Linked DNA regions of Homo sapiens: region 2 is linked to region 1. Evidence: chromatin loops called from intact Hi-C (ENCODE). Cell type or tissue: tibial artery. All regions are shown on one strand.

The links. Peaks named below come from ENCODE experiments on the same cell type or tissue, not always from the same donor. Only the 100,000 strongest peaks of a DNase experiment are listed, where the experiment ranks them.
Region 2: it touches region 1 in a loop (8-fold over the local background); 36 of 110 quality-filtered maps call a loop at or near these places.

Annotation. Positions count from the first base shown.
Region 1 is chr3:97,707,834-97,710,333 of GRCh38, forward strand. All of the region lies in intron 14 of EPHA6 (EPH receptor A6), which reads left to right. Among named protein-coding and RNA genes, the nearest start is that of ARL6, 56 kb to the right of the region's middle. In tibial artery, no CTCF peak of the experiment used is centred here; a DNase peak (open chromatin) is centred at 952.
Region 2 is chr3:96,851,247-96,853,746 of GRCh38, forward strand. All of the region lies in intron 1 of EPHA6 (EPH receptor A6), which reads left to right. Among named protein-coding and RNA genes, the nearest start is that of EPHA6, 38 kb to the left of the region's middle. In tibial artery, no CTCF peak of the experiment used is centred here; no DNase peak of the experiment used is centred here.

The sequences.
Region 1 (2,500 bases):
GGCAGTTCCTCTCTCTCTCTCCTGCCACCATGTAAGATGTGCCTTGCTTTCTCTTCTCCTTCTGCCATGATTGTAAGTTGCCTGAGGCCTCCTCAGCCATGTAGAACTGTAAGTCAATTAAACCTCTTTTGTTTTTACCCAGTCTGAGGTAGTTCTTTATAGCAGAATGAAAATGGACTAATACAGAAAATTGGTGCCAAGAGTGGGGTACTGCTATAAAGATACCTAAAAATGTGAAAGCAACTTTGGAACTGAATAATGGGCAGAGGTTGGAACATTTTGGAGGGCTCAGAAGGAGACAGAAAGATGTGGGAAAGTTTGGAACTTCCTCAAGACTTGTTGAATGGTTTTGACCAAAATGCTGATAGTGATATGGACAATGATATCCAAGCTTAGGTGGTCTCAGATGGAGATGAGGAACTTATTGGGAACTGAAGTCACTTGCTATGTTTTAGCAAAGAGACCACTGACATTTTGCCCCTACCCTAGAGATCTGTGAAACTTTGAACTTGAGAGAGATGATTTAGGGTACCTGGCAGAAGAAATTTCTAAGCAGCAGAGAATTAAAGATGTGACCTGGCTTTTTCTGAACAAATACAGTTATATGTGTACACAAAGAGATGGTCTGAAATTGGAACTTATGTTTAAAAGGGAAGCAGAGTGTAAAAGTTTGGAAAATTTGAAGCCTGACCTTTTGGTAGAAAAGAAAATCCCATTTTGGGGGAAGAAATTCAAGCTACCAGCTGCAGAAATGTGCTTAAGTAAAGAGAGGTCAAATGTTAATCGCCAAGACAATGGGGAAAATGTCTCCAGGGCATTTCAGAGATCTTCATGGCAGTTCTTCCCAACACAGGCCTGGAGGCCTAGGAGTGAAAAGTGGTTTCATTGGCTGGGCCCAGGGCCCCACTGCTCTGTACAGCCTGAGGACTTGGTGCCCAGTGTCCCAGCTGTGCCAGCTCCAGTCATGGCTAAAAGAGGCCAAGGTACAGCTCGGGCCATTGCTTCAGAGGGTGCAAGCGTCAGGCCTTGGTGGCTTCCATGTGATATTGGGCCTGCAGGTGTGCAGAAGACAAGAATTGAGCTTTGGGGGCATCTACCTAGATTTCAGAGGACGTATGGAAATGCCTGGATGTCCAGGCAGAAGTCTGTTGCAGGAGCAGAGCCTTCATGGAGAACCTCTACTAGTGCAATGTAGAGGGAAAATGTGGGGTTGGAGCCCCCACCCATAGTCCCTACTGGGGCACTGCCTGGTGGAGCTGTGAGAAGAGGGACACTATCCTCAAGACCCCAGAGTGTTACATACACCTGGCCCCATGCAAGTCAAAAAAAAAAAAAAAAAGCCACAGGCACTCAACGCCAGCCTGTGAAAGCAGCCAATGGGGCTGTACCCTGCAGAGTCACAGGGGCAGAGCTGCCAAAGGCCTTGGGAGCCCACTTCTTGCATCAGTGTGGCCTGGATGTGAGACATGGAGTCAAAGGAGATTATTTTGGAACTTTAAATTTAATGACTGCCCTGTTGGGTTTCAGACTTGCATGGGGCCTGTGGCCCCTTTGTTTTGGCTAATTTCTCCCATTCAGAACTGGAAGATTTACTCAATGCCTGTACCTCCATTGTATCTTGGAAGTAACTAGCTTGTTTTTGATTTTATAGGTTCATAGGTGGAAGGGACTTGCTGTCCCAGATGAGACTTTGGATTTGGACTTTTCAGTTAATGCTGGAATGAGTTACAACTTCGAGTGACTATTGGGAAGGCATGGTTGCTTTTGAAATGTGAAAAGGACATGAGATTTGGGAGGGGCCAGGGTGGATTGATATGGTTTGGCTCTGTGTCCACATATGAATTTCATCTCAAATTGTAATCCCCACATGTCAAGGGAGGGATTTGGTGGGAGGTGATTGGATCTTGGGGGCAGTCTCCCCCCATGCTTCACTTCTTGTGATAGTGAGTTCTCATGAAATATGATGGTTTAAAAGTATTTGGCAGATGCTCCCTCACTCTTACTCTCTTCTGCCACCATGTAAGACATGCCTTGCTTCCCCCTCACCTACCGCTATAATTGTTAAGTTTCCTGAGGCCTTTCCAGCCATGTGGAACTGTGAGTCAATTCAACCCCTTTTGTTTATAAATTACCCAGTCTGAAGTAGTTCTTTATAGCAATGTGAAAACAGACTAATACAGAAAATATGAGCATTTTAATAATTCTTTCAGCGAAAGTCTACCTTTAAAATAGATTTATTTGTATTAAACATATTTTGGTATTTCCAGCTCTAGGTACTTCCAGACATTTTTCCAAGTTCTTCTCCACCTTTGGGGGTGAGCCCTTCAGCCCCATCCTTTCCCTAGAGTGATGTTCTTCAGTCTTTCAGATGACTGTGCCCTCTTTCCTATTGAGTGTACTTCTGACTGAGTAGCTGACCCCAAACAGACTGCCTCTAAAGATGTCATTCTTCATCTTTTCTCTCCTCCTCAGATGATAGTCAGAGCTAGCCTTTCTGACA
Region 2 (2,500 bases), 860 kb before region 1:
AGAAAGTAACAGTATGGATCTGAGTGACTATAAACTCCAATAATAAAGAAATGTAAAGGGAATATAAACAAATGTATGCAAAGTTTCCAATTAGAAGCAAAACTGGACTTAAACAGGTTAAATATATTTAGAGGATGAGAATTTACTGTGGCCTTGATCAGTTAGTATAATTTTTTACGCCAAGGCTACCATCATTTCTCATCTGGACTCTTAGAATAGCTTTCTGATAGGATACTGTGCTAGGTTCTAGAAAAATTGGTGAACCAGGTGACTAAGGTCCCTAAACATATGAAACAGTCTTTCCTGGGAGATAAATCAATAGTTACAATAAAGTCATGCCTTTTGATTGTGGAATGTGCATTAGTTTAAGGAGACCCGTTAAACTTGCCACTTCCCCACCTGGTGAAAGATATCAGAAGATGCTTCTAACAGGCACTGTCATTTAAGCTGAGCCCAAGGGTGAGTAGGTAGTCACTGAGATGAGAAGATACTAGCTTATGGAAAGGCCCAAAGAATTTGATGTTTTTCATAACTTGAAATAAATTTAGTACGGCCTGGAGTGCTGCGCTTGAGGGATGGAATGGTGAGAAAAAAAAACGCTTGCAGGATGAAAACCAAGATCTTGCAGGGACGCAGAAGCGTCATGTTGGTCCCTTGAGAGTTGCTCAGAGTAGTTGTTGATTTTAGGTAATACTGGAGAAATATCGTCTTTAAGAGAAATGTAGGGAAAGTCTTAATGAATAAATACAGTACATATTTGCAAATTGTGTTTTGTTTTTTTGAATTGACCAGATGTTTTAGCTCAGTTTCATCATTATTAATGGTGATATGGTAGGACCATTTCAGTACAATGTGTGATATTTTGGAGTTGATCTGGAGCAACTGGAGTTTTAAATTTCTAAGAAAAGAATGGAAATGCCTCTTTTTCTTAAGGTGAGTCCAGTGCTACATCAAGAGGGTGTTTGGGCCAGGTGCAGTGGCTCATGTCTATATTCCCAGCACTTTGGGAGGCTGACCTGGGCGGATCACTTAAGGCCAGGAGTTCAAGACTGGCCTGGCCAACATGGTAAAACCCCAGAGGCTGAGGCATGAGAATAACTTGAGCCCAGAAGGCAGGGGTTGCAGTGAGCTGAGATGGCACCATTGCACTCCAGCCTGGGTGACAAAAGCGAGACTCTGTCCCAGAAAATAATAATAAAAAAAGTGAAGTTTAATCTTCTGGACAGGATAAGGTCAAAATTGTCTCCATAAGTTCCTTTATAAGTTTAGATCCGTTTGCTAGGTGTTCTCAGTTACCTTGGTTTTCAGAATTGTACATAGTACAGTATCTTACTAAGTTTTTGAAGTATCTTATCCAAAAAAAAAAAAAAAAAAACTTCCTGGTGTAAAAATGGCTTGCTCCCCTTCAACCTGTTGCCCTCCACTCCATATTTATTTGAGTGTCCCCTGCAGTTATTGGGTGTAGAGTACTTAACAGATGATTGACAAAGGTGATGAGGAGATGCAGATGCAGATAATAACTGCATCTGTTGGTGTTTCTCACATAAATAGCTTCCTCACCTGGGATTGGGACCTTGGACAGAAGTATTCAGCTAATAAGATATTCTTATAGTTGCTTTATACATTTTCTTTGAGGTCCCAAACTTTTTAAAGATAATATCATCCATTTCTTTGTAAATAAGGTGACTAGGATATAACTGTCCTTATATCAGAGGATATACCAGATAATTGCTACTTACCCCGTGGTCAGAGTAACCTATGTCTTGTTCATGTCATTTTGACTTCCGCATTCAGAAAAGAGAGGACTCTTCAGCCAGCAGTAATGTGCAGTCTTGGCCTATAGAGGCTTCCATACCTCCATATATTCACAGTTTGCTCCTCTAAGGCATAAAGGCATATTATCAAAATGTATAATTACAGCTTGAGAGCAATAATAGGTGTAAAGGTTTTTCAATATTTTGTTTTATTTTCTGAGGTTTCAATAGATCTAGTATCTAATAGAACAGAAACTTTACAGAAATATTGAATTTATATGAAAACCCAACCAAATAGGAGGTCTGTAGAAGGTATCGTTCTAGCCACTTCAAGATGGAAGTGTCTAATCAGTGGGATCCCTATATTTAACTTCAAAGATGTTATAGCCACAACTATAGCTCTTTTTAAATGCTTTTAAATGCCATTTGATGTTTTTTTTTCCCCTCATTCTCCAAACTCAGTGGCCATAATGCATTGACTGTTTCTGTGTGGAGAGCACCATCTGATTTGTTTTATTCTGAATAGATAGTGCTTCTTTTTCATAGGTTTTTAAAAAATAATTGAAATAGTCTTGAGTGGATTCTTTCAGATTAGTTATATGTAGGTATATATACATATATATAAAGAAAACTAATATGAATACATTAAATTCTAAAATTAATAAAATTTATTTTGCTTTAGTTGTTTAAACTCCTGAATCATTATAATTTCCTTTTAATCATTTTTTTTTCCTGCTCTTTTTCCT